7 separate regions of the Mus musculus genome follow, and regions 2, 3, 4, 5, 6 and 7 are each linked to region 1. A link is a loop called in an ENCODE intact Hi-C map of the cell type or tissue named here. Cell type or tissue: heart. All regions are shown on one strand. Links, peaks and the distances in the headings refer to the core of each region. The heading gives the core; the rest is flanking DNA. Region 1 has its middle 33 kb from the start of Grap. Region 2 holds the start of n-TWcca5 (a tRNA gene). Region 3 overlaps Epn2 (epsin 2). Region 4 overlaps Slc47a1 (solute carrier family 47, member 1). Region 5 has its middle 21 kb from the start of Rnf112. Region 6 overlaps Slc5a10 (solute carrier family 5 (sodium/glucose cotransporter), member 10). Region 7 overlaps Epn2 (epsin 2).

Region 1 (4,492 bases), core at 197-4,196:
CCACGAAGGTTGTAGAGACTCCCCGTATGTGTGCATGTATGTGTGTGATATATAAGTATGTACATGTATGTGCACACCTGGAAGCCAGCAGTTCAAGTCCAGTGTCTTCCTCTGTAACTCCCCACCTTACTTTTTGAGATAAGTTTTCCCATTGAACCCTAAGTTCTCGGTTTCTGCTAGACCAGCTGTCTAGCAAGTACTGGGGTTCTTTGCATCTCCCAGCTCTGAGGTTACAGACACAAACCACCACTTTGGACTTTTAAAAATATTTAGTTAGGTAGGTAGTTCATTTGTTATATGTGTATGTCCACCGTGTGCATGCAGGAACCCATGCAGATCAGAAGAAGCAATGGATCTCCTAGAAATGGAGTTACTGGGTGGGAGTTGCCATGTGGATGCTGGGAACTGACCTTGGGTCCTCTGTAAGAACAGAAAGTGCACTTGAGTGCTGCGCCATCTCTCCAGCACCCTCCAGCTCTTACACAGCTGCTTGGATTCACACTCTCGTCCTCACATGTCCGCAGGAACCACTTTGCATTATTTTTTTTGTTTTTGTTTTTGGGTTTTTTTTTAAAGATTCTAGATGGTTTTGTGTGTATGAGTGTTTGCCTGCACATATATATGTGTACCACAAACATACCTGGTGCCTACAAAAGCCAGAAGAGGGTATTGGGCCCCTTGAAACTGGAGTTACAGGTGGTTAGGAGCCACAGTGTGTGCGTGAGAATCCAGGCCTGCTTAATCCCTTAGCCATATCTCCAGCCCCTGTCTTAAAACAGAACCAACAACAAAAACAAATTTATTTTAAAAGATCAGTTGCAGACACACAACCACATACACTATGCTGGTGAGTTTTTCTGCGACAAGCTAGAGTCATCTGAGAAGAGGGAACAGCAACTGAGAAAATGCCTCCATCAGACTGGCCTGTAGGAATGTCTATGGAGGCATAGTTTTTGTTTTTGTTTTTGTTTTTAAGGTTTTTTTTTTTTTTTTTTCGAGACAGGGTTTCTCTGTGTAGCCCTGGCTGTCCTGGAACTCACTCTGTAGACCAGGCTGGCCCTGAATTCAGAAATCCACCTGCCTCTGCCTCCCGTGTGCTGGGATTAAAGGCGTGCTCCACCACGCCCAGCTTTTCTTTTTTTTTAAAGACAGGGTTTCCTGTAGTCCATGAAAGTTCAAGATGGCCTTGAACTTCCAAGGATGGCCTTCAATATCTGATCCTCCAGCCTCTGCCTCCAGAGTGCTGGGATTAAAGGTGTATGCCACCGCACCCGGCCCGAGACATATTCTTAATTAATGACTGATGTGGGAAGGCCCAGCCACTGTGAGCAGTGCTACCCCTAGGCTAGTGGTCGTAGGGGCAAAAGGACCATGGGGAACAATCCTGTAAGCAGCTCTCCTCCCTGGTCTCTGCCTCAGTTCTTGTCTCCAGGTTTCCACCTTGAATGCCTGCCCTGACTTAATGATGGGATGTGAGCCAAATAAGCCCTTTCTTCCCCAGGTTGCTTTTGGCCCTGGTGTTTCATCATAGCGACAGAAATCAAATGAAGACACACATAATTAAAAATAAATCTTGAAAAAAAAGAGTAACCAAGGAAAACACCCATTGACCTCTATCCTCCACGTGTGCACACGCGCGCGCGCGCACACACACACACACTATTTATTAACCATTTTTAATAAAGCTATGGGACAATCCTTGCACCCCTAAATTTTTAGGTAAATATTTGTGTATTTTATGTGCATGTGAGTGTGTTTTGAGAAAAAGTCTGCAGGTGCAGAAGCTAGAGCCTCCTGCAGGTGGTGAGGACAGATTTTTTTTTCTCCATATTATTTCTGTTTGTTTGTTTGTTTGTTCGTTTGTTTGAGACGGGGTCACTCTGCATGGGTATGTATGCCAAACTGGTGAGTTCTGCTTCCCTCAGCCATCTGAATGCTGGGATGAAAAGCATGTACCACCACGCCTGGCTTTCCCATTCTACCATTCTGTCTGTCTATATCTACCTACCTACCTATCCGTGTGTGTGTGTGTGTGTGTGTGTGTGTGTGTGTGTGTGTCCCAGCACGTGAGAGCATTCTCACTGCCACAGTGCGCTTGGGCAGGTTCTTGAGTCTATTCTCCTCTAAGTCATCAATATAGCCTAGATTTTTTTCCTAAGTGCACTTAAAAAAGAAAAGCTCTGGGAATGGAAGCCAAGGCTGTACAAACGTTAGACAACTTCCAACTCACCGCTTTCCCTTTGCCTTTTGACTCTCTTGACTTTCTGCCCAAACCCTCCTTCGAATCGGTTTATCCTCCACCATCACACCACCCTCTTCAGGTACCAGTTAAGTAAAAAAATTCCTTAAGTTTCTTTCACTGAGTAGAGAGACCCATCCCTTCACAGGCTCAAGAACCAGGCGTCCAGGGTGCGCCTTACTCGGTCCACAACGGACAGTTTCAACGTGTAGGAGTGCGGTGGGAAGCCGCATGCGCAGGGACGAGCACTTTCCCCGCGATGTGCAAACAGCACCACCGCCCTTCTGCCCTCTTGCGGCAGGCACCTTAGGCCTCCCTCCTGCCGCCGTTCTGGATGCTCAAACCACCAAAACCCAGCCCAGCGCAGGCATTTGGCCACCCAGGCTGAGTTTCCTCAGATGTAGAGACCCACACAGAGACCAGAAAGTAAAGTGTGTGTGGTAGCTGCAGGCAGGGTGGGGTAGGGTGCAGACCCCCAACTGTCCAACCCACGGAACTCAATCTCCAAGTTTCCAGTTTTGCCCTCAGACCCAGCCCCCCCCCCCCAGCTCTGCGGACTCAGCACCCACCCCGACCCAGCTTTTGGTATCCCAGCTTCCCCAGCTCCCCATCCCCCACCCACCCACCACGCCCAGCTCCCCAGCCTCACAGGTGGCCGTCACTCCTAGTCTCTCTGCTCCCTAGTTCCCCAGTTCCCGACTCTACAATCCCTTAACCCCGTTCCCGCAGTATCTCAGCCCCACAGCTCTCTAGACACCCCCCTCCCCCAGTCCTCCCCCATCTCAGCGCCCCCACCCCCCAGCATCACAGGGCGCGGTCGCGAGGGCAGTTGGCCAGGAGCGGCCAGCTGGGGGCGCTTCTGCCTTGCGGTTCCTGCGCTCGGGAATTTTCCACCCCAGGAACTCACAAATTGTTCTCCCATTATCTGATTTAAATAAAATGTGTATGTGTGTATTTTAAAAAGCTCTGATGGGTCAGGCTCACTGAGGTAACAATACAAACAAGTACTGCCAACCAAGAACGCGACCAAACGCTGAAGGAGCCTGGCCTCAGTCAAAGAAAGCTTGCTCTCTTCCTAAAGGAGATGGATAAACAATCGGACAGCAGGTTTGATTTGGTTTGGGGTCAACCCGCTGTCACTGAACTGCACCCCAACCAAAGATGGCAATTCTTCAGAATTTAAATTCTAATTCAGATGCTCGTAAGGAAACCCATGGTTTCATAGTGATATTGTGTTTCAAACAAAACAAAAGAGACACAGAAAATGAAACAAAAATTCACAGACCATTACTCTTTCTTTTACAATACTTCCTCCTTCTCCTCCTCTTCCTCCTCTTCCTCCTCCTCCTCCTCCTCCTCCTCCTCCTCCTTCTTCACATTGAAATGTAGACAGATGTAGTTGTGCATGGCAGCCTGTGCCTTTAATTCCAGAGCTAGGAAACTAGAGGCAGCTTTTTCTGAGCTCCAGGCCAGCCTGCTCCACAAAGTGATTTACAGGCCAGCCAGAGCTTCATAAGACCCTGCCTTAAAGATAGATAGATAGATAGATAGATAGATAGATAGATAGATAGATAGATAGATAGATAAAAAAGGCATAATAAAAACAAAGCAAACAAACACACTGGTGGCTGTGTGGTAGGGACTCATACTTTATATTTCTGTACATGTTCAAAAATTGCTAATTAAATAAAATTTAGTCTTGTCCACCTGTAACCCCATTATCCAGATGGCGGTGGCAGAAAGATTGATGCAAGTTCTAGGTCAGGCAGAATCTCTCTATCCAGTACATTAATTTCAGTACGGGGACAGAGTCTGTAGGAGACAATGCAGTGTTTGAGAAAGAATTAAAGTTGTCCTCACACCATGATGTAATGAACAGACCGACAGAGCGAGCATTAGGAAGAAATTGCCAGATCAGCGTGTGCTGCATGGTAGAGCATGCGCTTTGTACACACGGGACCTTTGGCTTCATCCCCAGTTCCCCAATGACCCCTCAAATAAGAACTGCTTTCTCCTTCTGCTCCAGACACTCTCAAGATGGGGCCACCGTCAGTATCCCCTCCCTCCTCAGGGCGGGCACACACACACACACACACACACACACACACACACACACACGAACACCATCCCTGAATTAGTAAGTGTGTTAGCTTTTGGTCACTGTGACAAAACAACCTGAGAAAATGAACTTAAAAAGAGGAAAGGTTAATTTTGACTCACAGTTTCAAAGGACCTGTTGTAACTAGCATAGTA
Region 2 (4,492 bases), core at 219-4,218, 210 kb after region 1:
CCAGCCTGGTCTGTATAGTGAGTTCCAGGATAGCCAAGGCTATGTAGAACCTGCTGAAAGGAAGAAAGAAAGAAAGAAAGAAAGAAAGAAAGAAAGAAAGAAAGAAAGAAAGAAAGAAAGAAAGAGGAAGAGAGAAAGAGAGAGAGAAAAGAAAAAAGTTTGATTCTGAGAATCCAATAAATCCTAAAAAAAAAAAAAAGAAGTGACACTACTTTTGACTTTAATATAAATTTATAAATTTAAATTTAGTAATAGAGAGGTGTGGCCAAAGGAAGGAAGCTCAAGTGCTAATACCATCATGCAGCTGTATCTGGTTTGTAAAAGTCAGGAAAGATTGTGTAAAAGGCCTAATGCATATAATAATAATAATAATTTATTATTATTTATTTATTAAGTCCTGAAAAAGAAATCCCATAGCAACCCACAGAGGCCAGAAGAGGGCATCAGATTTCCTAGAACTGGAGTTACAGATGACTGTGAGCCACCCAAAGTCATTGTTAGTATTGTCCAGAATATTAACAATTTGCTTAGGAAGGAAATCATTACTAAAAAATCTATGTATCTGTATCTAATGTTAAATTTCGTAGTTTGATCACGTTTTAAAACCGTATGCCCCCAGAGAATGTTTTATGTAAACAACATTTTAAGGTTTTATGAAACATTTAGTAGATCCAAAGATATCATTTTAGTAGATTTTAAGATGGTAAGAGCATCTCAGTTTATGAGTATGTATTTATCAGGACTTTCAAAACATCCAAAACCATGTGCGTTAGCACATATGCACATGCGCATTTAAAAAGTACAATTGTTAACGCTGTTTAGGCATTTGCCCTTCATTTAGGATGCTTTCTGTGTGTGATCTGTGCACTGGTATACGTACGGGCCACAATCCGGACGAAGGAACAGCGCCGGGAGATAATAGCAATATTTCCCACATATTGTTCTTTCCTCTAAGAAATGTTTACTTATGTAGTTAGTAAAGCTGCCGGGCTTTTTCTTGTTTATCTAGCCGTTCGCTTGGGCGTCGCTCTCTCGAGTCCCCGCATTTCTTCCTAGCGGACTGGGAACCAGAGCTGGCGCCTGAGTGCCTGCCGGGTCCTGGTCATCCCGGACCCGCCGCCCTGGTCCCGGTGCTCCCCCGGTCGGTCGGTCTCCGTCATCCCGGACCCGCTGCCCTGGTCCCGGTGCTCCCCCGGTCGGTCGGTCTCCGTCATCCCGGACCCGCTGCCCTGGTCCCGGTGCTCCCCCGGTCGGTCGGTCTCCGTCATCCCAGACCAGCCGCCCTGGTCCTGGTGCCCGCCCGGTCTGTCCCCGTCCTCGCTAACCGTCCTGCCTGATCCCCCTCACTCCTGCCTGACCGCTCCAGGCCCTCCGTGGAGGCGGCCGCCATCTTACAGGGCGGGGCCCGCAGCCGTGCATGGCTGTCAATTGGGTCCCCGGTCCCACGGTCCCCGGGAAGCTCCCGGTTCACAAGCATCCCTCAGTTCCCCTCCGGCGTCCCCTCTCCCGTGAGTGTTCACCCAGCACTGTGTGCTCCGAGGGTCACCGCGAGAGACGGAGGAGGAAGAGCCAAATGTCTGTCGCCGAATGTCAGCTTGGCATCCTCCCGGACGCCGTTCCTGTCGGAGCTGCGGCATTCCGAACTCCTCTTCTGCTCAGACGAGCGACAGCGCTCTGTTCCGAACCTCAGAGCCCAGGAGCGAGCCGGTGAAGCGAGGCCTTTAGCGACACAGAGTCGCAAGCTTGCTGTGACCTCGTGGCGCAATGGTAGCGCGTCTGACTCCAGATCAGAAGGTTGCGTGTTCAAGTCACGTCGGGGTCAAGTTAGGTTTTTTTTCACCGTCAACCACGACAGAATAGAGTAAGTACCAAGTCATAAAGAAGAAATGAGATCAGTATCGGATCAAATCGCCTTTCTCACGCCATATAAGACAGCCCTCTTTTTTCCCTTTCTTGAGACTACGAATACCCGAATGCTCGCTCGAGAAAGCGATGACTTGTGATGACCTACAGGAGGTGCTAGCAGAATCAAGGGGAAGGTGCGCTGACTCAGCCTCTAACGCCCTGGTTCGACCCTCGGATTCCACCCATGTTCCCTCCAGTTACCCGGGCTTGTGTGAGCAATCAACACAGAGCTTTGTGCTTTAATATAGATCTCTCCTTGTTTGCCTTGAACTTACTTTTCTCAGCTCCCTCCTCTAAACGGCTCTTGGACTGGAGATGACTGTCTCTCTGGTGGTCGTATCTTCAACATCTGTAGCCCATTCTCACATTTTGTTAATAGCTTTGTTTTAAATCTTCTAACACCCCCCACACCCCCCGGGTAGCCTGATGTAGAAAATTAAAGCAGGTTGCACCAAAATTATGAACAGGAAACTCAAGTTGAGTTTTTTTGTTTTGCTTTGTTTTGTTGTTTTTAATTTAAAATGCTTGGACCAGCAACAGGGACTAGAACTGCCTAAGAATTTTTAAAACTTTTGAAATGCAGGCTATCTTAATTAGGATTCCTATTGCTGGGAAGAAACACTATGACCCAAAGCTACTTGGGGAGAAAAGGGTTTATTTCACTCACAATTCCATATTAACAGTTCATCATCACAAGAAGTCGGGGCAGGAACCCACGCAGGGCAGGGACCTGGAGGGAACTGATGCAGAGGCCATGGAGGGGAACTGCTTACTGGCTTGCTCTCCATGGCTTGCTCAGCCTGCTTTCTTGTAGAACCCTGGACCTCCTGCCCATAGTGTCCCACCCACAATAGGCCAGGCTGTCTTCATCAATTACTAATCAAGAAAATGCCCCACAGGCTTGCTTACAGCCAGATCTTATGGAGGCATTTTCTCAGTTGGGGCCCCTCCTCTCTGATGGCTCTAGCTTGTGTCAAGTTGACATACAACTAGCTAGTGTAGTGGCATATGTGTAATTGTGTTTCTTTGAAATGGGACTCAAATTCAAACAGAGTCCACCTATGTTTCACACATATCTTGTGCCCAGTGTGAAGATAGTCACTATGGTAGTCCTGGTGACCCTGCATCTGATGTTCACCTGGCCTGTGAAATCAAGGTGAAGAATTTTCCAACTGACCCAGGTGGCATGTCACTGCTCAAAATGCTTTGGGCTCCGAAGCATGTTGAATGTTCAGATTAGAAAGAGTCAACCTGTAAATACATATAGTACTGAGATATGTATCTGTATTTAGAAATGTGAGTGGCAACTCTGTGGTGATGGCATAGGACTATAATCCTGGATCTTGGAAGGCTGAGGCAGGGAACTGCAAGCTCAAGGCTAGCCTGGGCTAAAGATCACGACCCTGTCTCAGAAACAGTGGTGGATAAGTGCATAAAAGCTATTCGATACTAAAAGTATAAAGGTTAATGTGAACTTTCCCAGCTTCCATTCTGAATGCCAATACTAACTATTCAGAGTTCTGTAGATGTGGTTTCTGGTTAATTTTGGTACATGATGTTTTTATTTTTAATTTTTTCAAAATAATAAAGTTTACTGTAAAAATGATTCTACACACCGATTTTAGGACGGTGTATCGTATCTAGAGAGTAAGAAGTGGAGACTGGTCTGTTCAACTGCTCTTTCTCACCTAAAGAATGTAATCTCCATGGGGTCATAACATATGACTTTGGGGTCTGGGTCACTCCACCTGTTCGGTATCCACCTGATGGAGGCAAATTCCCTCTGAGGGAGATTTCGGTATATAGAAGGTCTTAGACAAAACTTACAATAACAAGGAAAAGTTATTAAGGGGACTGAGGAGGGGGCTCAGGTGGTAGAGTGCTCACATAGCACGCACAAGACCCTGGGTTCGTTCCCCGGACATGAATAGACGAAGTGTGAGAGAGATCACTAACACAAAGAGTGAACTGAAAACTTACCAAGACACGAGGAGATAGAAAGTCTGAGGAAGTGTTACGATAATGAAAATAGAAGGAAGGAATCTAATCCTAAATAGCTTCTCTGAGGAAGATAATAGCGAGAGTGGGGAAGGGGAAGTACTGAAAGACAGGGTGATTTCTCATGCTAGTCCTGACAGCATGCGAGTCCCACTCCGGAGAAGTCAACAGCCCTAAGCATAATATGAGACTCCCATCCTGAATGAGACATGTCTCCCACAGGCTCATGCACTTGAACAGTTGGTCTCCCGTTGGTGGCCCTGTTTGGGGAGGATATAGAGCCTTTAGGAGGTGGTTCCTCACTGGAGAAAGTATGCCATTTGGTTTGGCTTTGAGGTTTTATACTCTGGCCCCATTTCCTGTTTTCTCCCTCTCTCTTCAGAGATCTATGTCTCCCCTGCCATGATGGATTGTGTTCCCCCTGGACCTGTAAGCTATAACCCCTTTCCTCTAAGGCTATTGCTTGGCATTTTATCACAGTAACAGAAACATAACCGAGATACCATATAATGGCATGGTAAAGTAAAGAAATGTTTTTTAAAATATCTCAGATTATCTACAAAAAACACATAATAATTTGACTGAAACA
Region 3 (4,492 bases), core at 256-4,255, 87 kb after region 1:
TGAAGTGTTTTGATTGGAGCCTTTGGGCTCTTGGGCTCCTTCACGTGGCTGAAGGCTCTTCAGGAACTCTTGAATTTGGTTTCTGTTTTATGGTCCATTTCTCTGGAGTAGAGATCTGCTGTGAAGACAGATTTGATTCTCCTGAGGCCTGACCTCCAGCCAAGGTTTTATGTGTCACCTCTAGGTGTGCAACTGTGTTTGACTGCTGCTTAATTTTAATTCTGAAATACCTGTAGCTTTATGTTATCCTTTTGCTGGGCCATGTGGGTTTGAGATGAAAACTGAGTACTATCTTGTACTAGGAATAAGAGAGACAGTTCTGCCTTTGCATGGGATGACCTGCCTCCCCTCCTGTCCCCCGATCTCACAGCTACTTCCCCACGAGTATCCTCTGAGTTAGAGCAGGCCCGGCCACAGACAAGCGGAGAAGAGGAGCTGCAGCTACAACTGGCACTTGCCATGAGCAGAGAGGTTGCTGAGCAGGTCAGTGCTTGTGTGGTTGAGCCCATGGGGTCTTTACCTTGGTGTTCCTGGGGGAGGGTTATGGCTCCCAGAAAGGATGACACACACACAGCCCTGTCTTTAAGGCACTTACTTGATGAGTTTATGTCTTGTGGCTACAATGCATTCTGAGCCCCTAGCCCAGGCAGAGCTATAACTACGAAAGGTTTTCAGGGAGATCAGTGTCCAGAGAAACGGCTAACTCCGAGTGAAGTTCCTATGTAGACTTACTGTCCAGGGACTTCTGAGGGAGCTGTGTGCTTCCAGCTTCCTTGAGGTACCAGCATACAGGGCAATGAGCAGGACAGGCCTGGGTTGAGGGTGGTGGGTAGGTGGGGTGGGCCTGGTCCCTGCCAGGGCAATATATCCTGTGGCAGATGTGTGGGAGACTAGAAGGCTAGAAGGGAAGCTTCAGAAAAGAGTGTGCATGCGGGCATGGTAGAAGCAGCATAGAGTTTTAAAAAGTATATGGTGTAAGATGGAACCCAGACCCCTCTGTAAGGAAGTGCTCTAATATTGAGCCTGTGTGTGGTTTTGTTCCCCTCTATACCTTATTTTTTAATAAGCATGCGTTACTTTAAAATGGAGGAGCGAAAGGGGCAATTCAAACACCTTTAGACAGTGTCCCTTTGCTTTCAGTCATCAGAAAGCGTGCAGACAGCCAGAGGCAGCAAGGTACACCCCTCGTATGGAGAGAAGAATGTTGGGTGTTAAATGTGAACACAGAGAGGTTTGGCCGGCATAGTTGGTATGTCTGTAACAGCAACAATGGGCAGCTTTGATCCTGGCCTCTGCCCCCTGTAGAGAACCTGCAGCCATTAAATCTGCCCATGTAGAAGTTCATGGCTCCACAGGATCAAGGTGCCCAGGAGGTCTTACTGCAAGTTTCTGGGATGGGTGGATGGCTTCAGCCTTTTTAGCTAAAAGCCAAGAGTATGTTTTAATCATACAGAAGTTAGGCCAGGACTCTGATTTTGCAAGTGACTTACCCTTAAACAAGATGAATTGTTTCTACTAGAAACCATACAACTGCACAGTTGTTCAGCAGTGTCCACTGTGGGGATTGGAGTATCAGCTTTTCTGATTCTTTCCTGGTTGTCAGATTTGGGTCCTAGAAGGAAACACTGTTTTCATTCTATGTGGATGAATGATGTGCCTGCATGCATGTATGTGTACCACATGCATGCCTGTTGTATCCCCTGTAACTGCAGTTACAGATGGTTGTGAGCCACTATGTGGGTGCTATGTACTGACCTGGGTCTTCTGTAAAAGCAAGTGCTCTTAATTGCTGAGCCATCTCTCCAGCCCTGAGAAATATTTTAGATTAAATATTTTGTTTCCTCATTTTGATGGTGCCTGAGTGTTGCTGGTATGACCTCAGACAGCCTCTGAAGGAGGAACCTCCATGAGTCCTCTGGGAATGGAAAGCCATTGTTTCCAGCGGAACTATATTCTCCCTTGAAATGCCACATGATGCTGGGCCTTTCCTGTTGCTGGTTAGTGTGGCCTTGTGCCCTGCTGTGTGGCTGTCAACATTACCCTCAGCCTCAAGCTCCATTGTCCCACTCCAGGAAGAACGCCTCAGGCGGGGTGATGACCTCAGATTGCAGATGGCTCTGGAAGAAAGCCGGAGAGACACAGTAAAAGTTCCAAAAAAGAAAGAGGCGAAAGCTTGTTGCAAGGTAAATGTTTGAAGTTCTTCTTGGGTGGTTGTTTCAGGTACCCTTGTGGACTACAGTGAGGGTGTAGGACACACAACAGGATGCTAAATTCCACATTGAACCCATTTTGTGGTGAACACCAGTGAGAACGAACACACACACACACACACACACACACACACACACACACACACACACCAGGAGGAAGACACTTGATGCCACCAGTAAAAGGAGAATGGCAGCAGCAGTGTCAGCCTCACAGTGATACTTAGGGACATTTTTTAGTCTCCAGAAGCCATTGGTTATACTGGTCTTCATCCCCTCACCCCATCCCCTATCCCCCTTACTTTGCTAGGTTATGACATAGAGGTGACCAGGATGTGGCTCTACTTTGGACAAACTTACCAGGCCAGGCATACTAGTTGTATCACCTGATGTGGTGCCACAGGGCCCTGATGATAGATGTTGCCGTCATGAGACTAGGGAGGGTGGGGAGCCAGAAAGAGACAAAGAGACAGAAAGAGCCAGCCCCCTCTCCCTCCTTTAGGTTGGGTACTGAGTGCTGCTAGCCAGGAAACCAAAGGCAGGTAAAGAGGGATGATGATGAGTAATCATGGTCTGGGCCAATGCCAGAGCTATTCTGAGAGAGTTTGGGAGCCCTGAGAACTCTTAAAACTTGTGGGCATGTGACAAAAGGACCTTGGTGTAGTGGATCCCTGGCTTCTCTGGGAAGCGGGGATGTTAGTGGAGCTTTGGGATTGGAGCAGCTCAATTTCCAAGTTATTCAGGAGTTAGCCCAGAAGGCCTGTGCTGTGGTGAGAACTAATATTATGCTTAGTATGTGGATATTTGCTTTGACTGTAACCAAGTGAAACCATTCCTTCTCTTTGTCTTAACAGCCAGGCTCCCACTCCCAGCAGACTACCTTGTTGGATTTAATGGATGCCCTCCCCAGCTCAGGCCCTGTTACACAGAAAACTGAGCCCTGGAGTGCAGGAGCCTCTGCTAACCAGACCAACCCCTGGGGTGGAACAGTGGCTCCTTCGAACATTACTGACCCGTGGCCATCGTTTGGTAAATAGATTGCTTTTTTTTTTCCTGGGCTTGCCTGTTTGATGGGGAGAGGTGCTTTCTTTCTCTTAGCTGGCTCATTTCTTACTGCCTCATCCCATGTGTCAGAAACAACCTGTTCCTGTTGTAGGCAGCATGTCAGTTCTTGGAATTGCACCCAGCTCAAGCTCAAGAAGTCATAATACATACACAGAGAAAAACCTAAAGACATGAGCTGGACATGAGATGTGCTTACCACTACTACCACTACTAGTGAAGAGAGGACATATTTGCTGCTATTCTTATTACTTAAAATAATAAGTCTAGTGAGTTTTATTTCTGAGTTTTGCTTATTGGTAAATGTGAGAGAATTTTTTGTCTGATTTAAAACAGGAACTTGGCAGAATTAATCTATTGTGGGTGATTTTCCTGGCACATGAAATTTCTTAATTGCTGGTAGGGAGCTTGGTCTTAGAGGCTTTATGCTTCTGGCCTGGTTCTCTGAACCCTGTTGGACATTCCTGTGATGTGTGTACCTGTGTTCTTTTTTTTTTTTTTTTTTTCATAAAGTGGACCTTTTGTGCTCTGCCCAGTTCTCTGGATGTTTGTTAAAGTATACCTAATGCTAGGCTCTGTCCTCCCATATGAATTATCTGGGACACCCAGATAATGAATGGTTTTGTCCTGGTAGCAGCGAGCAGTGCTGTGTGAACCAGGCTTTGGCCAGGACTTGTCAGATCAGAATAGTGAGTTGAGCATCTTAGAGGTCGGTGGGCACTGAGAAACAGTGTCTTGTAGAATAGTGTGTTAGAAGGTGTGGGTAATTGGGGGCGGGGGGAGACCCATGCATTGTGACATGGGCAGCAGGTAGAAGGGTGAGGGGAAAGGAGTGGGTGTCACATAATTCAGGGACTGATCTCTCTTGCAATTGCTTGTATTTGGTCTAAAAGTTGTGTCAGCCTCAGCTGCTCTTTAGCGTACTTTGGCTACAGTGGAGCTTGCCAACTTCCTAGGGCCAATTAGTGTTACCTGAGTTCTTATCCTTGGAGACCAGAAAAACCTGTGGTGGTTGTACTCTTGAAGAGTAGAGTAGGGCTGGCGAGATGGCTCAGCAGCTAAGAGCACTGACTGCTTTTCCAAAGGTCCTGAGTTCAAATTCCAGCAACCACATGGTGGCTCACAACCACCCATAATGAGAGCTGATGCCCTCTTCTGGTGCTGTCTGAAGACACCTACAGTGTACTTATGTATAATAAATAAATCTTTGGGCCAGAGCAAGC
Region 4 (4,492 bases), core at 299-4,298, 270 kb after region 1:
TTATATTTTTATTAATATTATTTTAATTGACAATATTAATTTAATTGACAAGCACAATTATGAACATTTATGGAGCACAAAGTAATGTTTTGATATAGCAGAGAATGTGGACTATTTAGGCCAAGGTAATTAGCTTATTTATCTCCTTGCGAGGCTATCATTTTATACAGTAAGTGATACATCTGAAATTTACTTAAAAAGAAGTTCTATTATAAGTTTGGCTGTGCTGAAACTCACTATGTAGACTAGGTTGACCTAGAACTCACAGAGAATTCTGCCTCTGCCTCCTGAGTTCAGGGATTCCAGGCATGCACCATCATGTCCAGCTACATCCAACTTTGTTTTGTTGTTATTGTTTTTTTTTTTTTTTAGAGTCTTCCCATGTAGTCCATGCAGGTCTTGAACATGGGATCAGCCTGCCTTAGCCTCCTAAGCGCTGGGATTACAGGTGTGTGTTCCCATGTCCAGCTGAGTTAAAATTTTAGAAAGGAATCTACTTTAAAATATAGATACATCTATATCCCAGGGTCTATATTTGGCCTACTTACTCATTTCATGAAGTGTATCTGTTGTGGGCAAAGTAGAGGGAGCTGGGGATTCTTGGAGGGAAAGAGTGGAGGCCCTGGGGAGGTGAGGGATGTGTGAGACCTGTACTCAGTCATTCTAGTGGCCTCTTAAATAGAAATACAGTAAGGTTGGTTTTATCTTTCCTGTTGCCAGCATTAGAGTGTGCAGCATGTAAGAGGTTCCCCGCAGTGCCTCAGAAGGCTGCAGGTTTTTACAAGCAGACTGATTAATCACAATGGCTATCAATTTCCTGTATGGTTTTTCAAACATGTAAATTATGGCTCTGCCCAGAGAATTCTGGTAAGCATCCTGCATCTTTTAATAGGGATTATGGCATCAGCGAAAATCAAGTCTGTTACTCAAATTACAGCCTGAGCTAGGCAGGTATTTCTGTTAAAAAAAAAAAAAAAAAAAAAGTTTGGAATGAGAGTGTGGTTTCTAGGCAAAACTGGGCATTCGTTTGAAGGAGGAAGCCAGAGGCTTTTCTTACTCCATCCTAGACCTGGCAGGTGGTTACTGATTCACTCCTGAGAGAAGCCTGCTGACCACTCCTGATAAATAAGATGTGAGGGCAGCTAGCACCAAAGAGCAGAGTAAAGATAAGCCTTTGAATTACAACTCAAGGCTTAGCCTCAGCCCTTCTATGGATTTGTATTTGCAAAGTCTGTGTATTCGGATCCCGTTACATAAGGGAATCGCCCCATCCTGTGTCCCGTCCCCCCCCCCGCCCCCCCCCCCCCCGTGTGTCTTGGCAGAAAGTTGAAAGGTAAGCAGAGGAGTAGGAGAGGATCATGGGGGATGAGGGTGGCTCAGGTGTGTCCTGACTGGTCTTGTGTGGAGGCAAAGTCAGGGAATCTGAAGAGCAAGCTATATAGTCAGATAACATGGGGCTCTGGGTTCAGTGAGAGACGCTGCCTCAAGACATAAGGTGGAAAGAAACCCTGCCTCAATATTGTAGTGGAGAACAATTAAGGAAGACAGCTGATGACAGACTCAAGCCTCCCTACACATGCACGTGTGCCTTCCCAAGTATCTACACACATGTAAATTTACAAACATGCATGCATAGGTCATATAGGTAAAAAAAGTTCATCATGAAGCAGTAGTTTTTCAGGAGAAACTATTTCCTTACTACTGGCCCTTTTCTTAATATCCAATTACCATAAGCAGAAAGGGTCCAAATAACTTCCTGAACCTTTTGCTCTGGCATGAATCCCGTCAGGTAGCCTTAGCAACTCTACCTTGCCTGATTGCCTACCAGTACTGACTTAGTGTGGCCATTGTCTCCATGAGCTAAGCTGTCAAATATCGCCCTCTGCAGGCCTGTGGTCAGGCATCATCATCTGCACTACCTGTCAGACCACGTGCTTCCTGGCTTTTATTGCTCGGCTCAATTGGAAACGCGCCTGTCAACAGGTAGGTAACCGTCCTCACTGTTGCCTGGGTCTTTCTGCAGATGCCAAACCAGACCAGATGTGGCAAGCATTCTTTCGTTTTGAGAAGTTTTTTTTTTCTTATGCTATTTTTATGCTTTTTAATTATTATTAGGTTTGTTTTGTTTTAACTGGATTTTGAGGTGAAGGGTTGTGAGACCCTGGCCCCGATCACTCCCCTTTGTTTGCTCAGTGAATAGTAAAACAGAATTCCATTTCTGGTCTCTTGCAGTGAAAAGCCAGTTTCAGGAGAAGAATTGGAACTAGAGATTTTCTCCAAGTTCATCCTAGTACTGTGTGTGTGAGAGAGAGAGTGGGGAGGGAGGGATGGAGGGAAGGGAGGGAGGGAGAGGGAGAGAGAGAGAAAGAGAGAGAAAGAGAGAGAGAGAGAATGCTTCCTCCCCCCCACCTTCCCAGGGTCAACATGAGGTCTGGGAACATGGGGGTAGACAGGGCAGTTGAAGTAAGAAGATGAGAAGGGAGAAGGGAGCATTCCAGCGACCTTGGTTGGTCCCTCTTAGATCTGTCTACTCCCTCCCTACCCAGGAACCTCTTCAGTCTTTAGGAAGTCACAGTGAACCAGAGCAGCTTTGTCTCAGGTGTCAGTCAAGGGACATGGCTTCTCCTAAGCCAAGTGGCCATGCTTAGCAAGGCTCCCTGATGCCACCCGAACTTGAGTTTCGCTGACTTTTCTAGGCTCAAGTACATGCCAATTTGAAGGTAAACGTGGCCCTGAATTCCGCTGTCTCTCACGAGCCTGCTCACCCAGGTAAGCTACAATTTTCTCAGCTCTGGGGCAGACTTGCAATATAGGACTGGAGGGGCATTTGTGGGACACATCTGGATTAGCTTCTGTGAGCTCTCCCTGAAGCAAGGCACTGACGCTTCCGAAACAGATGTCAAGTCGAGTTATACCCACTCTGAGATAAACTGACTTAGAGTTTGTTTGCTTTGATTCCATATATTAACGGACTGTGTTGGAGGGTTTAGGCTTCTTAGGCCCTCTGTTCATCTTGGTACCTCTGCAGGTATTCTATGGGCCTTTCTTTTCTTCTTAAAAGCATATTGAAAGTGTTTGGTCCATATGTAATAATTTTGTTTACTTCTGGGGTACAGTAGACATACCACTGTGTGTATAAAACCAAGTACTTCTGAGGGTAGTAGGGTCTGGCAGATCATATTTATCTTTCCTTTATGCTGGGTTGCAGACATTTCCAATACTTAATGTTTCTATGTGAGGAGCAAGTCTTGGAAGCTGGTTTTCGCATGCTTGTTTTAACGGGGGTCCCTGTGGTCAGCTAAGCATCACTCACTTTAAGTAGGTTCTTGCTTGGACCTTTGCATCATGCAAATTACATTAGGCTGTTTTTTTCTGTCAGTCTGGTCATTCTTCCATATCCCCGGTTCCTTGAACAATTAGTTATTAACCTTTCACTCCCATGAGGGAGGTAGAGTGGCTTCCTTCTACCTTCCTGCAATCTGCGGCTGACACGACAAAGATACACAGGAGAAGAAGAGTATTTAGCTCTGTCTGTAGGTGTGGAGTCCACACACCGTGAGGCTTGGAGGAGGAACAGGGAATTGAAGTTTGTAGAGAAGCATTTGAAGCTGCAGAAGGGAGTGGGGGTGTGGGTCTTCTGAGGGTCTGGGGTGTGGGGGAGGAAATCATGCTGACTTTACTATGCAAAATCTCTCTGATATTAGAAGGTTGTAGGAGCAGCCATTTTCCCTAGACCGTGCTTTTGGGATGTGGCTATGAAGAGTATAAATGCCTTTTGCACAAAGGTGCAGCAGGTAGGCGGGCAGTGGTTTATCATCTCTCTGATTCTGTTCTTAGTGTCTGGTTATCCTTGAGTCACGTGAGGGCTGACCAAAAGCTGTCTGTCTTTACTTAGGACTTCCTTCCACTCTTGTTAGATACTGAGGTCTCACGGGCAGTCTAGGGAAATTTCAGAGGTTGAGATTCCCCAAAGCTCTTACAGACTTGAAGGTAAGAGGCAGCCAGTGTGTGGCTGGCCTATCATGGGGCTATCTTGACATCCTGCATGCATCCTATTAGGGCTTCGAGGCCAGACATGGGGAAGTTTAGCAGGGCCTACCCTTCACAGGTACTGCTCATCCCTGAGCCACATGTCCAAATATGGAACTGTCAGAGCAAAGCCACTCCAGAGGTTGGCTCACCCCCAGGTTTCCAGCATCTTCATGATCTTATTCTGGGAACTCTCTTTGTGTGTGTGCTATTAGTTCTCTACTACCTTCAAGATGCTCTTTTGAATTTATTTTATTTTATTTTATTTGTATTTATTAATTTTATTCCGATTTAGCAATTATCTTGGGAGGAAGGGCTAGTTTGTAAAATGTGGGAAATAATTAGACTTACCCAGTCATGTAGCTCTGAGGATTGAGTTGTAGGAACCTTCCAGGTATAGCCTAAGGATTCTGTGAATGTAATCTGGTATTGTTCAATGTTAAACGTTTTGCTTGTCTTTGCT
Region 5 (4,492 bases), core at 295-4,294, 190 kb after region 1:
CAATAGCCACTGCAATCCCCTCCCCCACCACAGTTCGGTTTCCATCTCACTGACTTTACACACCTCAGAGACAGAGTGAAGCAGCCTTGGCTCTCCTGTCATTATGGTTTCACTAAGCAGAGTGCCCCTGGGAGCCATCTGAGGCACACACAGCAGCACTTCGTCCTTGTTTGTAGCTGGATGAATCCCACCAGTACGTGCCACTGCGTTTTGAATAGATTGCATGAGTTGCTTCTGCCTGCCGGCTATTGTGAATAAAGCTGTAACAAACATGATGGTGCAAATAATCTCTTCTAGATTTTAATTTCAATTCCTTTAAATAAGTACTCAGAAGTAGAATTTCTGGGCCATATGGTAGTTCTATTTTTAATTCTTTTTTTAGGAGACCCAATTTGCTATTCTGTAGCAACTGTATTCTCTCTTTTCAGCCTGTACTGTGCATGGCTCTCTCTCCACGTTTTCACCAACGCTTGATTTCTTTGTATATGTATATAATACCCACACGTGGATTGGTAAGTCATTTTTGACTAGTTTCCCCGATGGCTGGTGATGTTGAACATTCTTTCATGAACCCACTGATCTTTTGAATAGCCGGAAAGATGTCTGCCTGGTTGTCTATGTTTGTTTCCGGTTTTGAAGTTTGTGAGTTCTATACAGGTTGTGGATGTGAAACCTTCATTAGTTATAGACCTTGTGGATATTTTCTCCTCTTCCAGAGGCTGCATTTCCAGCTGCTGACTCTTCCCTTCGCTGCACTGAGGCTTTCTACTTTGACAAAGTCCCATGTGTCTGTTTCTCACACTTTTGTCATATCAAAAATTCACTGCCTAGGCTGGAGAGATGGTTCAGCAGTTAAGAGCACTGCTTGCTCTTCAAGATCTGAGTTTGATTCCCAGCACCCACATAGCTGCTCACAACTGTCTGTAACTCCAGTTCCAGGGGATCCAATGTGCTTCACACATGCAAGCAAAATACCAATGCATATAAAACAAAAATGAATTATTAAAAACTCGCTGACCGTTTCAATAACATGAAGATTTTTTTCCTAACTTTTCTTTGAGTCTTATTCTTTAACCATTTTGCACTGATCTTTCTTTGCATGTGGTGTAATATGGAAGTCCATGTCCATCATTCTAAATGTTTGATATCTACGTTCCCAGCACTGTTTGTTGAAGAGACTGTCCTTTCTCCATCGTGTGTCATTGACACCTTGTCGGGGATCAGATGCATGTCCATGGGTTTATGTCAAGACTTTGTTCTGCTCCACTGGTTGATACATCCACTCTCATGTTGTTACCATGTTGTTTTATGTTATGGGTGGGGAATGCACTCTTGGTATTTGGTATTCAGCCTGGAGCCTTGGTTACCCTAAACCCGCATTCTACCAGTGAGAATCTACATCTTTAGCTACATCAGATCCGTTTTTTGCATTCTACTTATCTGCTTGTCTGTCTGTCTGACTGTCTGTCTGAACTTGGGCATGTGCATGCTACACATGGAGTCAGTTCTTTCTTCCCACGTGGGTGTCAAAGATTAAACGCAGGTCATCAGGCTTGGCAACAAAATGCCTTTACTCACTGAGCCCTCTCACTCACACCATCTATTTACTTATTTATTTATTTATTTTGAAACAGAGTTGCTAAAATGCCTAAGGTTGTTGAACTTGCAATCTTCTTGTCTCTGCCTTGTAGGCTAAAATTAGAGGTCAAGGATAATATATATATACATATACATATACATATACATATACATATACATATACATATACATATACATATACATATACATATATACACACACACACACATATATATATATCGACAAAAAGAAATGTGATACTTCTACAGGCAATTCTCTGACCAATGGCACATGTAAATACATGAACATGTTTGCACACATACAATTAATTAATTAATTAATTAATAATTAATGCAATTGGGAAATAATAAAGATGACTACAATAGACCAGGTGTGGTGGTGCACGCCTTTAATCCCAGTACTCCTAAGGCAGAGGCAGGTGGATCTCTGTGATTTTGAGGTCATCCTGGTCTACAAAGTGAGTTTCAGGACAGCCAGGGCTGTTACCTAGAGAAAGTCTGCCTCAAAAAAACAAAAAACAAATGACTGTACAAATCTCTTTTTGAGATGCAAACATAGTAGATTTGTATGTTAGCGGTGTAGTTTATACAGATTCTTAGTGCATTTTTTAAGTTTGAACAAGATTTTGGTGGACTCTTTAAAGTTTCCTGTTCTAACACAATGCCAACTTCAAATCAAGATAATAGCTTTACAGTTTAATGTTACCTATATTTTGTATATGCATGTTGTGTATATATGCATTTGCATGAGTGTTCATGTACGTGCGTGTCTGTAGAATAGAGTATATCTCTAAAACATTTTTCCTGAGGACTGATGTCTCTGTTGTTAGATTAACAGATGAGTTAGGAACTTGTGCTATATTTTAAGATTTAATTTATGTGCTATGAGTGGTTTGCTTGCCTGCATGGCTGTGTACCACGTACATGTCTGATACCTGCCGGTGTTCTGAATTGTGTGGGTTGATTGAAGAAAGAATGTCACTCCAGAATGCAACCAGGATCTGAGGCCGCAGGAAGGAGTAGTCCCCGTGAGCTGAAGCTGGAGCAACCACACTGAAACATAGTTATTTATTTAGTTACTTATTTATTTAGGTTTTTTGAGACAGGGTTTCTCTGTGTAACCCTGGTTGTCCTGGAACTCATTTTGTAGACCAGGCTGGCCTCGAACTCAGAAATCCACCTGCCTCTACCTCCCGAGTTCGGGGATTAAAGGCGTGAGCCACCACTGCCTGGCTGAAACATATTTGTTGATTGTTACACAAAAGTTGTTTTTGGATAAAATGAGCTCCTCATACCAAAGCCCCTCATCTAACCTCTGCGTTTCCTGAAGGAAAACATCAGCCTTCGCCATGTGTGTCCTTACTGTACACTGTTTGCTGTACCCAATAATGCAAGGCATGTCAGGTGTTCCAGGACCATCCTGTGACCAAGGTCATGCAAGGCTTGTGTTGTGTGCAGTTTTTATGCTACTACCTTGAGCTCTGGGAGGTGATTGTGCTCTGGAGCCCCCACTCATCTTGCTCCAGGAAGTGGGCTTTACTATCAGCCCCTTCCCAGCTTCCCTTGAATCCTGGGATAAAAGACAGACAGACAGAAAGCAGGCAGACAGACAGACAGCACACATGCGGGCCTGCCCGCACGCGCGCGCGCGCGCACACACACACACACACACACACACACACACACACACACAGAGTATGTTCTTTTGTAACTTGCTTTCTTGGCAAAATTGCTCAGCATTGATAGCTGTCGCCTGGAAAAGTGTGCCCTTACCGATTTATTATCTCTGTCTCTTCATCTGCCCTAAACTTCAGTGGCTGGTTCCACTTAGTCCCTGCCAAACATCCATGACCACCTGCCTATAGTGGTGGCCACAGTCCCCAGCTGCCCCCGAGACCTCACATGGTTGCTGCATTCTTCTTCCAAAGCATGGCAGAAAACACTCCACTCCTTCCTTGTGTCTCCTCTTCCTCTTGAGACCCAGACGTCCCACCTGTACCTTCAGCTCAGCAATTGGCCCCTGGCTTCTTTTACTGACAAACTGGGGACCAATTGGGGAACAGGACCTTAGCATCAGAACCACTCCCCACAGGCTTGTCAAGCTCCTTCAGAAAAACAACTACTTGCTCTGATGTCTACACTACATACAATGATTCTACTATAATTCCACTACAGGTACCTTGTTACAGGTCTGAAGAAGGCAACAGATCCCCTGCAACTGGAATTACAAATGGTTGTGAGCTGCCATGAAGGTGCTGGGAATTGAACCTGGGCCCTCTGTAAGCACAGCCGGTGCTCTTAATCACTGATATTGCTCCAGCCCCTGGGCTGATATTCTTAGTAGCTAAAGAAGCAACATTAGTGATCCGATGTAAGAAATATCTAAATTATTCATCAGTGAGATAAAAGTACAACCTAACCATTCTATTCTACCTTCACTTTGTGGGTAACGGATCTGAGATAAAAGTTTTCCATAAGACTTGGCTGTTAGCACGAATGTAAAATTGGGCAGCAGTGTAGAAAGCAGTAGGAGGCACCTCAAAACCAAAAATAGAGCCACGTATTATCCATCTGGTCATGTACCTAAAAGCTTTGGAGTCAGACCCTCTGAGAGTCTATGCACAGCCGTGCTAAGTGCTGTCACCAAAGGGGAGGCAGCCCTGATGTCCACTAACAGCAAGGGTGGTAAACCAACGTGCAGTAGAATGTCACTCAGCCTTCAGAAAGGGGGGCTCTGTCACATGCCGAGTGGGCGATACTTAGGGACATTATGCTAAAGGAAATAAATCACCATAAAAGAAAGGCTTGTGACTCTCATTTGGGAAGCTTCCCCAAATAGCAAATGGCACTCTGTGCCACCCTGTTCTGTAGACTGTGAAAGCCAAGTGTGACCA
Region 6 (4,000 bases), core at 1-4,000, 94 kb before region 1:
GGATCCCAAGGTTCCTGCTCCTGCCCTGCCTTGAAAGGACAGTCACCCTGGAGTTGACAACTTAGAGGTTTTGTTGCCTTTTTTGTTGCTGTTGTTGTTGTTGTTGTTGTTTGTTTTTGTTTTTAGCCATCTGTAAAACCAACCCCTCTTGCTTGACCAATAGGAATTCTGCCTTAGGAAAGCAATACAGCCCAACTCTGAAACAGGAAATAAACTGGAGGCAGGTTAACTGTATATTTTCCTGGCTGAATAATATTCCATTGTGTGGATATGCCTGTTTTGTTTCTTCATCAGTTGCTGGACTTTGAGTTGTTACTACTTTGGGCTATTTTGGAAAATGCTATTTGTGAATATTCTCTCTCTCTCTCTCTCTCTCTGTGTGTGTGTGTGTGTGTGTGTGTGTGTGTGTGTGTGTGTGTGTGTTCATGTTTTCTCTTTGCGGGTCACATGCATTGCAATGCTCAGAGTACACAGGGACTGTCAGGCATTTGCCAGAGGCAGAAGCATCTTCCATTCAATGCACTTCCTGCCTTTTTCTTTTTCTGCAGTCGGCTTGTCGAGCCAACAAGAACACAGTGAGCGGCTACTTCCTGGCGGGCCGGGACATGGCTTGGTGGCCGGTGAGTTCACCCACCTTCTAGCCTCTCCTTTGTCCACAGGCTGACTTCATCAGGATCTGTATCCCTGAGGACTCTTTATGTCCCCCCAAGGTCTCTTTATGTGCTTCAATCAAGGTCCCTGTCTAATACCACCAGCCCAATGGGATAAGCCTGGGCTGGAAGAGACCCCCAAGTTGCCTGTGTAGGGACAAACTGCTATAAGTTCTGTAAAGGGCTTTGGAGTCTGAAAAACTCTGGGGTTTTTTGTTTGTTTGTTTTTTGTTTGTTTGTGCGTTTTTGGTTTTTATTTTGGCCTTGTGGCTTACCTATGGGTACCCCAACTTGTACACCTGAGCCTGGGATCCTTATATGTGAACAGGGTATGTTCTCCTTTTAGACCTGCCAGGTTGGAGGAGGTGTTTCTGGTCTAGGTGGAGCTGATGTAATGGGCTCACAGTGATCACTTTTTCTTCCCCCCTGCAGATCGGAGCCTCACTCTTTGCAAGCAGCGAGGGCTCTGGCCTCTTCGTAGGATTGGCCGGCTCGGGTGCTGCCGGAGGCCTGGCTGTGGCTGGCTTTGAGTGGAATGTGAGCCTTGGAGAATGGGCACAGCCCGTGGGAGGGCTGAGGTAGAGGGTGAAGCCACACTCACTGGTCCCTGGATGAGGGGGCTCCCAGCAGTGTGTATCAGTCAGGGCCTGCCAGACTGTGGCACGCAGTATGCCACAGACAGCTGGTCTGTAGATACAGAAGGCTGGGCAGCCCGGCAGTCCAGAGACATCCGTAAGAAGCTCCTAGCTTCTCACAGCAAAGCAGGAGGGGCGTGTGTGTGTGGGGGGGGGGTAGCCTCAGCACTACTCCTCTCTGCCACATCTGGCTGTGTGCCAGGGCAGGGCTATTGAGTGCTGAGCCCACAACCCTCCCATGCCTCTGTCCTCACAGGCCACATATGTGCTTTTGGCTCTGGCATGGGTGTTTGTACCCATCTACATATCTTCAGAGGTGAGTCTCTTCCTGGGGCCATGGCAGAGGCTTGACCCTCACCAAGTCCGGAGGGACAGGACCTCTGGATGGGGCTGGCCCTCCCGATACTCACCTTGTTCCTCTTCTCTTTTGCCTCCCCAGATCGTCACCTTGCCTGAATACATTCAGAAGCGCTTTGGTGGCCAGCGCATCCGCACGTACTTATCTGTCCTGTCCCTGATGCTGTCTGTCTTCACCAAGATATCGGTGAGTTGCCCCCCAGCCTGCGCCTGCGTGGAAACTGTCGGGAGCTGCGGGAGCACAGCATGGGAGGGGCCTTAGAGACTAGCTCATCTGGCAACTTGTGAGTGCACCAGCTAGAGAAACCAGGGAGAGATAGTAACCTGGGCAGAATCTCCTGATGCTGATGCAGGGAAGGTAGGGGGAGGAGATCTGAGCTATTCAAAGTGAGCCACATCTTACCACTAGAGGGAGCCAAAGGCCTCATGATGCCTGCCAGTCCTGCGCTCTAAGTCTAACTGGGCCTTCTACCTGCCTACAGCTTTCTCTTAGGACCTGACCCTGAAGTGTCAGAAGCAGGAAGCTCACTTCCAATCTTAAAGTAGGAGCTCAGGGCCTGTCTGGTCCAAGCACCTGGTTTTACAGATAGGGAACCTGGGGCTGTGGGGGAAGGTCAGTGGGCTTTGGGGGAGGCCCCATAGTTGTAGCAGGCCCAGTAGGGGATGCCTAACCTCCATCAGCAGCAGGCTCCTGAGAGGAGCTGGAGCCTGAGTCAGACACACACTGAGGGAGGCTGCCCAGCCTGGTCCTCTGCTTCCTGTGGAGGTCAGGACCTGGGGAGGTGGACGCTGCCTGTTTCCTACAGCATCAGCAACAGCATACCACAGCCTTTCCTAGATGTTCCCAGAGAGCATGATAGTTTCCCTTCTGTAGGGATTCCTCTCTAGTCTGGAGGGGCCTGGACTTGAGTTGACTGTCCCTCTCCTGTTCATCCTTTTACCCACACCCCCTTCCCACCAATCCTACCTCCCGGAAGCCAGGCAGAGTGGAAAACGCCTGCTTCTGGCCTGTCTAGGACCCATTCTCCAGTGGGAGGTGGATGGATACACAACACAGGCGAGCCAGGTCTTGAATGAGGAAGAGATGGGACTGGGCTTCAGTAGAGAAAAGGATGTGATGGTCAGGGGAGTGCCAAGGAGAGAGAGTGGGCCTCATAAGAGGTGTCTGGGGACCATTGCTAAGGACATTTTCAGGACGGTAATCTCTGAGGTCAGCCACAAGAAGTGGTGGGGACTGGGGCACACTTGTAAACATGTTCTGCCATTCACAAAATCAGCCACATCTGCCTCTGGGACAGAGAAACTGCTCTGCAGGGCAGTGGTGGGACAGGAGACTGCAGCCTTAGGCTATGAGAGGTCAGAGAGCCCCAGAACTGTCGGGTTATCAGCTGGGGGTAGCCAGGGCCAACTTTGCAGAATCTCTCAGCTGAGCTGGGGATGAAGGAACAAGGACATGGGCCGAGTGGGTGGTTCCTTTCCCATCTACGACCTTACACTGGGAGGCTTCAAGTGGGCCACTGGGCAGGACTTCAGAGGGCAGAGGGACGCTCAGTGCATAGGAGGGGCCTTGAGGCAGCTCATCTGCCAACTGCTGAGTCCTTCACCAAGGTTATGGTGGCCAGGCCAAGGTCAGCTAAGATCTCTGTCAGAACCACAATAACCAGGATGTGGCTTCAGACTCTGCCTTATGGGTGACTCCGAGTTAGCAGCTGTAAATGGGGAGCAGTCAGTCAAGGTCCTGCCTCAGCACCAGGCGGCTGCCTGCTGAGACTGAGGGGAAGCGGGAGGAGGCACACTAATTGCTGCGCTTGGTTTGGGAGAGGCTGGGCCCGCCCTGGGTCTTGGCTTCGGAGTGGAGCTATTTGAAGTGCGTGGGCCACACTAGGCCCAGACACAGAGCCCAGGAACGCCCTGCCTGTCTGTACAGCCTGTCCAGGCAGAGGTCACAGGGCCCTCCTGCTGCTGTTATTCAAACTGGAGCACCAGCATGCAGATTTACACGGCAGGTGTGGAAAATCACAGTCCCAGCTCAAAGCCAAGAGTCTGAATGCGGCTCCATCACCGTGGGGCTCTGGGCCAGTCATTTAACCTCTGGAAAGTAGGGAAGTGAGGCATGACACTACCTGCCCCTTAGTATAGGCGAGCTGCAGCCCACAAGGTGATCCATCACACTGCTCCTGCTACCTCACTGGCCTCATCTCTCCCTCTCCCCTAGAGTTGCACACTGCACATCAGCCAACTTGGCCTCCATGCACTTCCATAAACACCAGCATCTCAGGACTCTGCATTTGGCTCCTTCAGTCGCTCTTCTCTGGGGATGCATGCTCTACCTCCGCCTCTCTGGATTCTCAAATCTCT
Region 7 (4,492 bases), core at 253-4,252, 56 kb after region 1:
TTCCATTCCCAGGTTCCAAGGAAGGGTCTTTGTTTATATAGCCCACAAAGTTTTAAGTCTGTTTTCTTGGAGCATGTACTGGGTCCTAGAGATAGGTCAATTCTGTCCTTGTCAGTGGGTACTTAGTGGGGGGGATGGAATGGCCTGCATGCTGTGTTCTGCTTTCTTAGAGGGGTTACTTGGCAGCAATGTGTTGATAGTGGGCACCCTTCTTAAGGGCTGGTTCTGGAAGACAGTGGCCCCATGTTCTGTTGATGGGGACTCATTCCACCCATGGAGTTGGAGCACATCAGACCATGTGTCCACTTTTGGAGGGTTCAAAGAATTATTCATCTCAGGGCCAAGGATGAGGAAAATGAATTTGATTTGCTTTTCACTTGTACCGAGTGTGAATCCACTTGACTTGAGGCTTCTAGGCAGTTCAGTTCAGAGTCTTTTTTCCTCCCCCCAAGACAGGGTTTCTCCAAATGGCCTTGACTATTTTGGAACTGCTTTGTAGACAAAGCTGGCCTCAAACTCACGGACTGCCTCTGCTCCTTACTACTGGGATTAAAGGTGTATTTTACTACGGCCTGGCTAAGGTACTAGCTTTTTATACAAAGTCCTCTAAGATTATTAAGGGTGTAGGGTCCCAGTCCTCCTACTACATAGGGCCATAACTTTGATATCCTCATGATGAAAAATATCCAAGATAAAAGTATAGCTGACCTCTGTAATCATTTTAAGTGTCAAGAAGCCTTTAGAATGTCTGTTTAGCAGACTGGGGACAGACAGACAGGGTATGAACTCTGTGTTCAAGATTGTGGTAAAATCAGTGAGATCTGTCTTTGCTTCTCCCTGCTCTCTCAGTTATGGCATTCCTTGCTCCAGGATTTGGGACAGGACGCTGATTTTGCACATCTTAGGACCCATTGTGGATAAGGTAAGTCAGTGTATATATGGCCAGTTCCTTGACAGAGTGGTGGGTAGTAGGGAAGGGGTTCAGAGCAGTCATAGTTTCCTGGTTAGTGTGTGGCTGGCTTTGGGAAGAAGGGGCCTTTTTGGATTTTGTGATCTGTCTTGGGAAAGAAAGAGACAGCAGGCAGGAGGACAGGAGATGGTGAGATGGCTCTTAATTCTAAGGCTGTCCACTGCCATTCAATTCAAAGTGCTCAAGTATGCCAAAACCACCGTATTTCCCTAACAAAGATCATCAAAGAAATTTTGGAAGTATATACTGAAGACCTGACCTAAAGGCTTGCCAAGTCACACAGTTGTCAACTGTGACTACTGTTAACTGATTTCAGGTTTATTTTTGTCAGTTTGTATCCACCACCCTCCCACTTTCCTACCCTTGGGGTTTTGGTGGCTCACTGTCTGTGAGGAGGTCTGTGTTGCTTTTTTTTTTTTTCAGGAGAGCTGGTGTGTCCCCATTCCTCTGTAGTGGGTTAGCAAGCTCTCAGAGGCCTGGGTCAGACAGGAGAGAGGCTTTTTGAGAAACAGAGGACTTGGTGACCACCTGGAAGTAGGAATAAGCAGCAGTTTGGGGTGCTTTGTACTGTTGCTGAGCTGAAGGGTGTAGAGGAAGAGTTGCAGGGCGGGAAGATTAAGGCTGGGTTGTAGAACCAAACTTTTGGCATTGCTGCGTGCTCTTTGGAGGCTTCCACAATGTGGCATGGTAGTTCTTTGGGCAAGGTTACTGAATAGTCACTGAGTCTCATTTTCTCTATCTTCATGGTATAAAAGAAAAGAGATATTTGCTACACACTGCCAAGTGCCTCTAAGACCTTTCAGTCCCAAGTGAGAGCAGCATTGGACTGGAAATTTTTTCTGGGTATGTGCTATCCCTTTGGTAGGCTAAGTTGGCTTGATGACAGGGTTGGTCCTCTCTACTTAGCCTATTGCTTTTTTTTTTTTTTTTTTAAAGCAGAAGTCTGGAGAAGAGAAAACAGGCCTGTTGCCCAGGAAATGTGTTTGCCTGAGGCTAACTGTGGTGCAAGCAGGGAGCTGGAACAGGCTTTGGGCCAACCAGGCCTCTCCATGACATGTTGTGCCTAGTCATTTCCTTCTGGGGACTTTGGCATTCATTCTGCATGTGGATAAATCAGAGTTGCGTGAATCCCTGTGAATAAATGTTGTGGTGAGAAAATCCTGGGTTTACCATGCAGCGGTGTTAGGTCTACCTGGCTGGTTCACAGAGCCACCTCCAGTGCAGATGTGTAGATACTTTGATCTCCCCCAAGACTTGGCCATCAGTAAGCTGGCAGGTATCGGTCTACAGTGTGTCCAGCAAAAGGAAGCCACATTGACTATTTTAAAAACTTTTGCTAGACATTTATAAGGCTATAATAAAAGGCTTATAAAAGTTTATTTAGAAGGAAAAAAAATCAGTTTAGAGCTCAGAAAGGGGAATTAAATATTTTTCTTAGCAAGAAAGCTCAGCCTGTGGTTAGTGATGCTTAGTCAAGCACTCGGAGACTTCTGCCCTCTGAGGCCCACGGAAATAGTTTGGTCTGAGGTTTTCTCCTTCTGATGGGTGATGTGGAAACATGATTTTGTTGTGGCTTTTGGTGACTGAGAACAGTAGCTTGATGACTTTCCAATCTTTGAGCCTTAGGTCACTCAAGTCTATTTCCTGATCTAGGGGAAAGCTGAGGGTTGACTGAGGTGGAAATGTCTGTGTACTGACAGATAAGCTCGTGGGGTAGCAGCTCCTCTCCATCTGCTCAAAGGAAAGGATAAGTTGGTTGTCCTTGCTGTTGTCCTTCTGCTCTCCGTGTGTTGTGTCTACTGAGCTCTTGGAGAGTGAGCTGGTGTCTGTTTGGTCTGTATGCTCCAGGTTTGTGTCCAGGCCTGATAGGGATGGGTGCTAGGTAAGGCCTGGTGCATGATTGGCTAAACCTGTTTGGGAGCTTGCGTGATCTGCCACTTTGTGATGGGGCACAGACCTATTTAGGATACTCACTGGGTAGGGTTTGTACATGGCTATAGGTGGGCCCACCAGAAGGAAAGCTTAGGCTTGAATGGACTGTGGGTGAAAGCCACTGAAATGTGAAACTGGAAGGGCTTAGAGGAGAGTCTCATTGAGGGAGGGACAACCTTAGGAAGGCCAGGTACCTTGCCCCTAGCTGGCCATTGTTGGTGCCTAGCTCCACCCTGCTCATGGCAGGGTGCAGAGATCACAGTGGGGTCTGGGCTGGTGCTTGATTAACTAAAGGTTTTGGTATGGCTCTGGTATTTCTTTTTTAAATGAAAAAAAAAATGGATAGGACATTTAATATATTTTTAAGTGGAATGCTCAGTTCTAAAATAGGTTATTAAAATACTCCAGGGGCCTCTGTTTTTTACATCTTCATTGTGGCATGTGTGTTGCTCAAATAAGTAAATAAATAGATGTCATTAAAAAAAAGTATACTTTGGGAAATAGTTCTCGTCACTCCTGATCACCCGAATTCTGCCTGCTGCTTTCCTTGGTGACTGCTTGGTAGTATAGCATACAGGTGTGGGTCCTTTCTTATTTTGTTTTTTTTTTTTTCTCTTTTGGAACAGGATCTTACCAAGTAGCCCTGGCTGCCTCAAACTCGTAGAGATACATTTGCCTCTACTTCCTGGGTGTTAGGATTAAAGATATATGCCTCTAAGCTCAGCTCTTACCCTCTCTTTTTATGAAATAAAAGCATATTGCTTATAAATCTCAATATTCTCATTCCTTTCTATTTCTTTTGGGGTGTGCGGGGAGGAGGGTCTCTCACCCTTAGCTCTGGATACCCTGGAACTCACAGAAGTGGAATAGAATCAAGTTAAGGATGTGGTATGTGGATGTATTCACTCCCCCTTCTGTTGGTATGCATGGAGATTTGCAGATGTGCTATGCTAGTTCATGTGCTTGTGGAGGCTAGAGGTCAGCACCAGGCATCTTTTTCTCACTTTCCACCTCATCTATGCATTCATCTATTCATGCATCCATGCACCCACCCACCCATCCATTTTTTACATTTATTGATTGTATCTGTGGGCAGGCATATGCTGCGTAATACGCATGTGGAGGTCAGAAAGACAACTCGGGAGTTACTTCTGTTTTTGTGTGGGTTCTAGGGATTTAACTCAGGAAATCAGGCCTGGTGGCAGGCGTTACCTCCTGAGTCATTTTGACAGATTGCCCAGATTTTCTCCAGAGTGTTCACATTGTCTAACCACTAGCAGTGTGGCTGCTCATTTCCGCCACAGCCTTGCCAGCCTCAGGTGGAATCACCTGTTTAGATTCCTGCCAATCTGACAAGTGTAACAAGTATTTCAGTATAGTTTTAATTTATATTCTTCTCAAGTTGAGCTTATCATACTATCACATGTTAAAGTGTATATTTTAAATTTTTAGAGGTTCCTTTCTTCCTGTCTGTCTGTCTGTCTTGGAGACAGGGTATTACTATGTAACTCTGGCTGTCTTGGAACTTACTACATAGATCAGACTGGCCTCAAACTCACAGAGATCTGCTTATCTCTGCTTCCCAAGTGC

Evidence for each region. Peaks named below come from ENCODE experiments on the same cell type or tissue, not always from the same donor. Only the 100,000 strongest peaks of a DNase experiment are listed, where the experiment ranks them.
Region 2: a loop joins it to region 1, with 6 times the contacts of the local background. A loop is called at or near these places in 25 of 42 quality-filtered maps.
Region 3: a loop joins it to region 1, with 4 times the contacts of the local background. A loop is called at or near these places in 7 of 42 quality-filtered maps.
Region 4: it touches region 1 in a loop (2.3-fold over the local background); 2 of 42 quality-filtered maps call a loop at or near these places.
Region 5: a loop joins it to region 1, with 2.3 times the contacts of the local background. A loop is called at or near these places in 2 of 42 quality-filtered maps.
Region 6: a loop joins it to region 1, with 8 times the contacts of the local background. A loop is called at or near these places in 33 of 42 quality-filtered maps.
Region 7: it touches region 1 in a loop (1.9-fold over the local background); 13 of 42 quality-filtered maps call a loop at or near these places.

The regions. Positions count from the first base shown.
Region 1 is chr11:61,618,521-61,623,012 of GRCm38, reverse strand. No RefSeq gene overlaps it. Among named protein-coding and RNA genes, the nearest start is that of Grap, 33 kb to the left of the region's middle. In heart, for the core only: CTCF peaks have their summits at 1,781, 2,530 (motif pointing left) and 3,113 (motif pointing right); DNase peaks (open chromatin) are centred at 2,512 and 3,082; H3K4me3 peaks cover 1,660 bases; H3K27ac peaks cover 1,588 bases.
Region 2 is chr11:61,405,246-61,409,737 of GRCm38, reverse strand. It overlaps n-TWcca5 (a tRNA gene), which reads left to right and starts at 1,751; the gene lies at 1,751-1,822. In heart, for the core only: CTCF peaks have their summits at 439 (motif pointing right) and 1,986; DNase peaks (open chromatin) are centred at 1,387, 1,707 and 2,037; H3K4me3 peaks cover 1,895 bases; H3K27ac peaks cover 1,496 bases.
Region 3 is chr11:61,531,262-61,535,753 of GRCm38, reverse strand. It overlaps Epn2 (epsin 2), which reads left to right. Exons shown (of 11, transcript NM_001252188.2): 5 at 371-483; 6 at 2,073-2,183; 7 at 3,062-3,236. Among named protein-coding and RNA genes, the nearest start is that of B9d1, 28 kb to the right of the region's middle. In heart, for the core only: no CTCF peak of the experiment used is centred there; DNase peaks (open chromatin) are centred at 1,993 and 2,693; H3K27ac peaks cover 1,044 bases.
Region 4 is chr11:61,346,936-61,351,427 of GRCm38, reverse strand. Slc47a1 (solute carrier family 47, member 1) reads left to right here. Exons shown (of 17, transcript NM_026183.5): 15 at 1,889-1,983; 16 at 2,697-2,769. Among named protein-coding and RNA genes, the nearest start is that of Slc47a2, 6.3 kb to the right of the region's middle. In heart, for the core only: a CTCF peak has its summit at 1,887 (motif pointing left); a DNase peak (open chromatin) is centred at 1,897; H3K27me3 peaks cover 1,535 bases.
Region 5 is chr11:61,430,752-61,435,243 of GRCm38, reverse strand. No RefSeq gene overlaps it. Among named protein-coding and RNA genes, the nearest start is that of Rnf112, 21 kb to the left of the region's middle. In heart, for the core only: no CTCF peak of the experiment used is centred there; no DNase peak of the experiment used is centred there.
Region 6 is chr11:61,712,865-61,716,864 of GRCm38, reverse strand. It overlaps Slc5a10 (solute carrier family 5 (sodium/glucose cotransporter), member 10), which reads left to right. Exons shown (of 15, transcript NM_001382268.1): 2 at 549-620; 3 at 1,083-1,187; 4 at 1,542-1,601; 5 at 1,725-1,829. Among named protein-coding and RNA genes, the nearest start is that of Slc5a10, 5.1 kb to the left of the region's middle. In heart, for the core only: a CTCF peak has its summit at 2,053 (motif pointing right); a DNase peak (open chromatin) is centred at 2,044; H3K27ac peaks cover 1,448 bases.
Region 7 is chr11:61,562,252-61,566,743 of GRCm38, reverse strand. Epn2 (epsin 2) reads left to right here. Exons shown (of 11, transcript NM_001252188.2): 2 at 850-922. Among named protein-coding and RNA genes, the nearest start is that of Epn2, 15 kb to the left of the region's middle. In heart, for the core only: no CTCF peak of the experiment used is centred there; DNase peaks (open chromatin) are centred at 1,993, 2,572 and 4,123.